Regions from separate parts of the Homo sapiens genome. Here region 2 is linked to region 1. A link is a contact called in ENCODE Hi-C or POLR2A ChIA-PET data. All regions are on one chromosome and are shown on one strand. Each heading gives the region's core, a stretch centred on a gene start or an enhancer-like site at or near the end of the contact. The rest is flanking DNA. Distances are from core to core; before and after follow the strand shown. Region 1 has its middle 26 kb from the start of LSM3. Region 2 overlaps SLC6A6 (solute carrier family 6 member 6).

Region 1 (4,001 bases), core at 383-2,882:
GGGGATGAAGAGCCCAAGACAGTGAAATAGACTTGCCTGAGGCCACCGCGAGTCCAGGCTAATCTAGTTCTAAAGCCTAAATAAGGGCCACTGTGTGCCCCAGCTCCAGTGGTGCCGCTCATGCTGTAGCCTCTGGACCCGTGCAATGTGCTGCTCCTGCAGCTACACGGTCTCCTCCTTCCGATCACAGGCCAGCATTTCACCGTCCTTTCCCTTTTCGAAGGAAAGGGTCTTCTGAGTTCGCGGGTGCTATGGGGACCCTGCTCAAGCTGGTATTCAGGAAGGGGAAGACTGTGCTTTCCTTCCCTTGGCCAGGCCTCGTGGGAGGAGCACAGAGTTGGAAATCACACCCGTCAGACTCAGCTCGATCACCGTGTGCTCTGTGACTTTTGGCGAGCTCCTCGCCCATTCTGGGCTTCCATTCCTCACACGAAGGGAAATGCAGGGAGTTGTTTTTACTCCTGAACCTGCATGTCTTAGTTGCCAACACCAGGTGGTGCTGTGCTCTTTTGCTTTTCCACTTCAGTCCTTGCTTTGCAATCAACATGAGCTAATACTGGCCAGCGAGCTCTGAAATCCAGTTTGTGGAACTCCAACCCTACAATAGCTACATAATATGTAGGCCCCAGGGAGAAAGTTGTAAGGGAAAATACCATTCCCGTGGTGCCCATATCCTGCTGAACCGAGATCACCAACAAAGCCGCACTCTAGGTGAGATGGGTTTTGCTGCGCTGGCTCTGTGCACGTGGCTGAATAATGGGTGGACAGAGCTTTCTTTGCGGCCTGAGGCCAGATTCTGCCATCCTGTTGAGCAGATCCCTTTTCCTGCTCTTAGCCTTGGAGTCCTCATCTATACAGTGTCCTTTGAGCTTGAACAATGTGAGTTTCAGGAAAAGGACTCAATCACTCTGCTATTGATTAAAAGAGCCTAGGTTTGGAGTTCTTGGTAGCAGTATCTGAAAGCCGACATTGGTGTGTGCTAGGAAAAGCCTACAGATTTGGAGTGAAAAAGCCATGCATGTGAACCCTAGCACTGCTGCTTCCCAGCTGAATAACAGACTCCAACTCTCTGACCCTTAGTTTCCTCCTCTGTAAATGGGGATAGTGACAGTGCCCACCTCAGGAAGAAGGGCTGAGGATGAAAAGATGTCCATCAAGGATGGAGCTCAGGTCCTGCCATGGAGTCGGAGCTCAGGACATCTTTGATTCCCTTAATTGGGCCAGCAGCTCTAAATAAGATGCTTCTTGTCTCCTCCTGAATGCCTTTCTGAAAAGACCACCTGTAAATATTTATCTGTCTTTATAACAAGGATCCAAGCTGTTCTTCATGAATCCATAGTTTCTGCCTTGCTGAGTCTACTACAACATTTTTTAAAAATTTTTTCATCGATCTCTCCTTGCATTGTTTTTCCTGTATGACTTTTCCAGGCTGAGTTCTGCTAGAAACTGGGATGGCTAACAGCTGGTCATGATAAGGGTTTGGGAATCAGATGAGGGAACAGGGGAGCCTCCCCTTTGCAGCGTCCTCTGCCCTCCCTCTCTGTGGTTCTCAGCAATGTTTTTCTCAGTTCAGCTTCAAGGTAGAAGAGAAATGGATGAAACCAGCTCCATGAACAAGGTCACCCCGCCAATATCACGAGAAAATGACATCACTGTCAGCTTCCGCTCAGGAAAAACCTGGGACTTGAATAACCAAGGGAAAGGGCAGGTCATCCTCATGGCAGGTTGACAGAGCTGGTTACAGACCTCCCTGCCAGATATCAGGGCCTGGGAGTGTGGCTAAAAATGACCCAGGGACCACACCTGCCTCTGGTCAGTTGCCCCCGGCAGCCTTACCACCCTCGTATGCTCAGAACAACGGAATATCACCAATGGGGTGTTTTATTTCCTCTTTCCTAGAAGAAAGGTTACCAACTGCCAGAATCAAAATAGAACATGAACCGTGTCACTGGAATCCTGTCCAATCCAAGCACACTGATATTGTGCAATGCCCTTTGGGAGATAAAGCAGATAAGCAAAATCTCCAAGCTATTATCACACCATTGGACCTGGCATTGCAGAAGGCCTCTAGCCGGCCTCTTCTAGGCTTGTCATGTTTCTGCAACACTGTGTCGAGTGCTTTTTGTGCTCTAGAAGAACACTATTTCATAGATGAAACCAGGCGCAAAGCCTCACAGAAAGAATTATTTTGTTAAAGTGAATAGTTGTCCCCAACTTTTTCCATTTCCCAAGCTCATAGTTTTATACATTCTTTCTTTTTTTAAGGCTTGGCTTAAATTCTTTATTATTATTATTATTATTATTATTATTATTATTATTATTTTGAGATGAAGTCTCCCTCATATCCCCAGGCTGGAGTGCAATGGCGCAATCTCGGCTCACTGCTGCAACCTCCGCCTCCTGGGTTCAAGCCGTTCTCCTGTCTCAGCCTCCCAAGTAGCTGAGATTACAGGCACCTGCCATCACACCCGGCTAATTTTTGTTTTTTGGGGGTTTTTTTGGGGTTTTTTTTTGTTTGTTTTTTTGAGACAGAGTCTCACTCTCTCGCCCAGGCTGGAGTGCAGTGGCCTAATCTTGGCTCACTGCAACCTCCGCCTGCCAGGTTCAAACAATTCTCCTGCCTCAGCCTCCCAAGTAGCTGGGACTACAGGTGAGTGCCACCAGGCCCAGCTAATTTTTTTTTTTTTTGTATTTTTAGTAGAGATGGGGTTTCACCATGCTGGCCAGGCTGGTCTCAAACTCCTGACCTCGTGATCCGCCCGCCTCAGCCTCCCAAAGTGCTGGGATTACAGGCGTGAGCCACCGCGCCTGGCAATTTTTGTATTTTTAGTAGAGATGGGGTTTCTCCATGTTGGCCAGGCTGGTCTCGAACTCCTGACCTCAGGTGATCCGCCCACCTCAGCCTCCCAAAGTGCTGGGATTACAGGCGTGAGCCACCGCGCCTGGCAATTTTTGTATTTTTAGTAGAGATGGGGTTTCTCCATGTTGGCCAGGCTGGTCTCGAACTCCTGACCTCAGGTGATCCGCCCACCTCAGCCTCCCAAAGTGCTGGGATTACAGGCGTGAGCCACCGCGCCCTGCCAAATTCTTTATTATTCTTAATGGCACAACATAGTTTTCCATATGGTAATGAAATACCCACGCTGACTTTCCTGAGGAACAAGGAAAAATGAACAAATTGGAGAATTCAGTGCTTGGCAGGCTTGTCTTCATATACATGATGAATATCAGCCTTTCCTGAAGCTTTAAAATTCTCTTGGTCTAAGTTACTTTTCCTTGAAGGATCATTCCTGCCCCTTGACATCTTTGAGAATTGTTCAACATGTAAATGATGTGCATCAATTGATCAACTTACATTTTAGCTTCTTTATACTATCAGCGTATTTTTTTTCTGTCACTTTCGTGTTAGTGAAGTATAGTAGATATTTGTAAAAGTATTGTGACTATATATTTTTTAATTTTTATTTTTGATTATAGTAAAAAATGCATAACAGAATTTACCATCTTAACCATTTCATAAATGTGCAGTTCAGTACTGTTAAGTATATTCACAGTTGTGCAACATATGTGAAGTTTTCTTAAAGCAAAGCACTCCTGAATGTCCCTCATCCACAAGTCCTTCTCCCATGATGTAATACTTTATTATTGTGCCTAAACTTACCCTTCAGGGGTTTCAAAGCCTTGGACAGTAACTCTGAACAAAATCCATGGGCAAGATTTAAAGTATGGGGAGCACTTAGAGAAGGCTGTGAAGCTATTTCATCCTTTACTCATCACAAGCCAAACTGCTTTGGGTAGAAAGCGCTTGACTGACAGGAGGAGAGCTGGCCTTGAAACTGCTGGATGAAGGCCCTGGTGAAGGCCTTCAGATCGCATCACCCTATGTAAAGCCCTCTGGTGGCTGCCTGTCTCACCAGAGTAACAACCGCAATCCTGACCCATCTCACCGCCTCCTGATTCAATCCGCCCTGGTTTCTCTGGCCTCAACTCCTGTCCAGCCA
Region 2 (4,001 bases), core at 506-3,005, 230 kb after region 1:
ATTCCAGCGATTCTTCTGCCGTAGCTTCTTGAGTAGCTGGGATTACAGGAGTGCATCACATCATCTGGCTAATTTTTTTTTTTTTTTTTTTTTTGTATTTTTAGTAGAGATGGGGTTTTACCATGTTGGCCAGGCTGGTCTTGAACTCCTGACCTCAAGTGATCTGCCCACCTCGGCCTCCCAAAGTGCTGGAATTACAGGCGTGAGCCACCACGCCTGGCCCACTTTTTCTTTTTTTAAAACAAACACAGGGTAGAATGGTTGCCACAAAGTATAATAGAATTGCAATGTGGCTGTTTTTTTTTTTTAAAGCTACTATTTATTGATCAATTGGTATGTGCTGGGCTGTGTGCTGAATAACATTAGGCAGCATCCTGCTTAGTCCCTGGTCTTGTTTTTACCCTCATTTTTTACCAGTGAGGAAGCGGAGGCACAGAGAGGTTGTTACTTGCTCTGGGTCACACAGCTTAGTCATGGCCTCAGCCCAGAATCTGGCTCTGGAATGGGCAGAAAAGTGAGGAAAGGAGAGAGATGCCTGCTGTGGAAAGGGCGGGGCAAGGGGTCCAGCCAGGCACTTGATTCCACAGCAAGCCTAGTGGGCAGGGAGTTGTTTAGGCCTCAGTTTTCCCCACCTGTAGAATGGATGTCATCCAGGTCTCTTCTTGCCCCTGTTCTGGGACTCTAGGAGCTGCTTGCCCAACCCGCTGATCAGTTTGCTTAACCAAGAGGTTTGCTGAGAAACCTGGCCCAGAGATCCTTCTTAAAGGCCAGGTATGTGCTAGGCAGTTTGGGATGGGAGAAGCAGGCAAAATAGGAAACAGACAAGGACCTGGCCTCTTCCTAAAAGCATGGCAGAAGCTCCTGAGTGGTTATGCCATTGACAATATGAGATTTAAATCATTGTTCTCCACCAGAAAGAGACATGTAGGACACTGGTTGTTAAATTGAGAAGTGCAGGGTCTGCAGGACGGCAGGGCAGGTGCAGAGAACTCTCGAGCCTCTGGGAAGGTTGCCCAGGAAAAATAGAGGCAAGGGCTTGACTTTCCCCAGAGCCTTGGACTGAGGTGGTAGATGCTGGGGGAGGCAGCATCTGCAACTCAACTCAAAGCCCAGCTGGCTGGTGCTCAGGGCACCGGGAGGGATGCAGAGCAAGATATAGGGGTCCCCATTTGCAAGCAGTGCAGAGACCTCTTTCTAAGCTTTGCTCGGTGCCGGAGGCCCAGGTGGCCAGGTGGGAACTCTGGCCTTGAGCCTCTCTCTCCTTTCCACCCGTGTGTGTAGCCTCAGCCAGGCTGCTCGCTTCCCTGCGTGAGCCTCAGCTTCCTTTATCTATAAACTACCAAAGTCTCTTCCACAATAGGAGTGTTGGAGAATAGGAAACTGTGTTCATAAACAGCTCAGCCCCCAGAATAAGTCCTCACAAATCTTAATATTAAACAGGGAGACAGCAAAGGGATATTGTGGCAAGCCATGGCATCGCTGGCACGGGGCTGCACCTGCCTGCGTGTGTGTCAAATCTGACCAGGTGATCTGCAGTTGGTTTCAGGCACAGCTGGCTCTGGCTGTCACCTCTGGAACACAGAGACAAGGAGAATGTTTAGCTGGGCACAGGGAGAGGCTTCATCCCATAGCCTCTGTATCAGTCAATTCTAATCACTTGTAGCTGTAATAACCAAAGAGGAAGCTCTTAAAATGGGGAATTATGTATCTCGGCTGCTGCAAAATAACCCTGGGCCCAGTGCCAAGGAAAACAGCCCTTGTCGGCGGGTGCAGGGACGCCTGTGGAGGAGGACTCGCTCCTGAGTACTCACTGCGCAGCGGGGTGACCACTTGTGTGTGTGTGAGGAAGCTGGGGTGACTGGCCTAATTGCAAGTTTGCAGAGGTGCACAGAGATACTCCGGGGACTCCCTGGAGGGTGTCCTCTGAGGTCAGACTGAGCCGCAGAGGGACAGTGGAGGCTAAGCTCCTAAGGGTTTGGATACATCACGGTCACTGTTACTCCCAGCGGAGTGACCTCAGGGCGTCTCTTGTCATCTCTGGGCCTTATTGATCTCACCCTGGGGAGGATGAAGGCTTTATATACCCCAAGGCCAGGGGTGGACTGGATAGTAGTGATAGCGGTAGTAAGAGGAGATAGTCTCAAGTCATAATGTAGTTGCTGTGCATGGAGTGTGTGCCACATCTTGTTCTAAGCACCTCCTGTGCACCCCCCCTCATTTAACCCTCACAACACTCCCACAGGGAAGGTACAGTTACCCCATTTTACAGATGAGGACACTGAAGACTAGTGGGGTTGAGTGACTTGCCTTAGGTCACCTGTTTGGGGAAGTGACTTTCAGCTTCTGGGTTGAGGCTTATATTCTGGTCCCTGTAGGGGCCAGGGTGCCTGGGGCAGCTGGCAGGGAGCCAGGGGGCTTTTTATACTGCGGCTCCAACAGCCAGTGGGGAAGGTTCAGAGGGGACTGAGCCTGAGCAGTAGGAGGGACTAAAGCAGTTCTGTGTGGCCCGTGTCCCAAGGAGAAGGGGAGAGGGAAGATGGGGCCAGAGGGTCGGCAGGGGCATGTGCTGGGACCTGGTGGGCAATGGTGAGGAGCCTGTGTTTTCTTCTAGGGGTGAGCAAAGGGTTGGGCGGGGGCATGAGGACCTGATTCTGCTTTTTAATCTGCCTTCAGCTGCTGCATTGAGAATAGATCAGGGGCGGGCAGAGTAGCAGCAGGGAGACCTGTGAGGAGGCTGCCACAGATGCCAGTGCAAGGGCTGAGGGGCCTGTAGCTCGTGGTTGCCATGGCGATAGAGAGCTGTGGGTGGATGCCAGGAATGTACAGGCGGGTCTTGCTGGAATGGGCTTCTTCAGGGGCAGGGCTGCTGGCTGTGTGTTCTTCAAGGCAGGTGGACCTGTGACTGCAGCCCCCACAGGTGGAGAGGTGGGTGCACCTTAGAAATGAGGAGTTGGGAGACCCCCACCATGCCAGGCACGTGACAGGTCCCCACTCTGCCCTGTTGAAAACCCCCACCCCCATCCTGGCTCAGCCCCAGGTGGTGGGACGATGGGGTCCTGAGTGTGGAAGGGGGTGGAGGCTTCATTTTGTAGGAAATCAGAGCCTAGAGCAAAGGGACTTGGGGAACCCCAGTTGCTCCTCCTCCATGTTTCTAGAGGGTTCTCGAATATTAGTGTGGCAAGTGGGTCTGTGTGCCCAGAGGGCAGAGCCGGGACTCTCAGGGTAGCCGCAGTGAAGCAGACCCCAGCTCCTAGCGGGGATGGACTTGGCCCATCCCAGCTGCCAATGAGGTCATGAGCTTCTGGGTGAGGAGGCTCCAGGGTCATTTCCTGAGAAACACCTTCACTCGGAGGGAGTTGAGTCTCACATCCTCCAATTATGCGCCCACCGAGCCAGCCCACAATGGGCTGCCCTGATAACCATCGGGGGGCTGTGCAAGTCAATGCTGGAACAATGCTGGCTGCTAGGACTATTTTTACAGTAGCCATTGGCCTGTCGAATCCCGCGCCCGGCCCCGAGGGAGCAGGGCAGAGAAAGGCGGCGCGGATGCTCTGGCAGACAGAGGAAGGGCTCCATGAGCTGCCCAGAGGCTTCAGGAAGCCTTTCTTGGTCTGCTGGCCGCCAGATAGTGAAACAATTGGGGTCCCCCACCCCGAGCCAGGGAGAGGAAGGAGGTGTGGGGGAAACGGGGGTTTTGTTGTGCTTTTGTGCCTCTGTTCCTCGAGCACAGCCCCTGTGGGCCCAGCAGCTGGGGCCAAGCCAGCACATCCCCTCTCCACACCCCAAGTCCTCAGGCAGCTACTGCCTCACCCTGCCTGCAAGGCCCTGAGGCCAAGTGACTCGCCTGGTCACAGGATTGGCAAAGCCAGGGTTTGCAGTTGTCACCAGCTGCCTGTGGATGCCACTCTGGGATCCACCTAACCCAGCAGCTCTTGCCTGACACCCTACTGTGTGCCAGGCATGGCGCCTGGCTCTGGGACACAGTTGTGAGCAAGGCAGGT

What was found. Hi-C counts contacts between places; a loop is a spot of excess contacts on that map. ChIA-PET counts read pairs that join two places held with the same protein, here RNA polymerase II (POLR2A). Pooled maps may share reads with other maps.
Region 2: a map of K562 shows a loop between it and region 1 (2.3-fold over the local background). The contact joins two enhancer-like sites. A Hi-C loop is called at or near these places in 1 of 168 maps with a recorded cell type or tissue (K562) and 7 of 50 pooled maps. POLR2A ChIA-PET finds 5 or more read pairs at or near these places in 4 of 52 experiments (AG04450, GM10248, PC-9 and 1 more).

Annotation. Positions count from the first base shown.
Region 1 is chr3:14,203,144-14,207,144 of GRCh38, forward strand. No RefSeq gene overlaps it. Among named protein-coding and RNA genes, the nearest start is that of LSM3, 26 kb to the left of the region's middle. Within about 2 kb of position 1,633, at least 14 of the 41 ENCODE cell types and tissues checked have a DNase peak (open chromatin) inside an H3K27ac peak, as active enhancers do.
Region 2 is chr3:14,437,923-14,441,923 of GRCh38, forward strand. The region is part of intron 2 of SLC6A6 (solute carrier family 6 member 6); the gene reads left to right. Among named protein-coding and RNA genes, the nearest start is that of SLC6A6, 37 kb to the left of the region's middle. RefSeq lists an enhancer at 1,475-1,975. Within about 2 kb of position 1,756, at least 16 of the 41 ENCODE cell types and tissues checked have a DNase peak (open chromatin) inside an H3K27ac peak, as active enhancers do.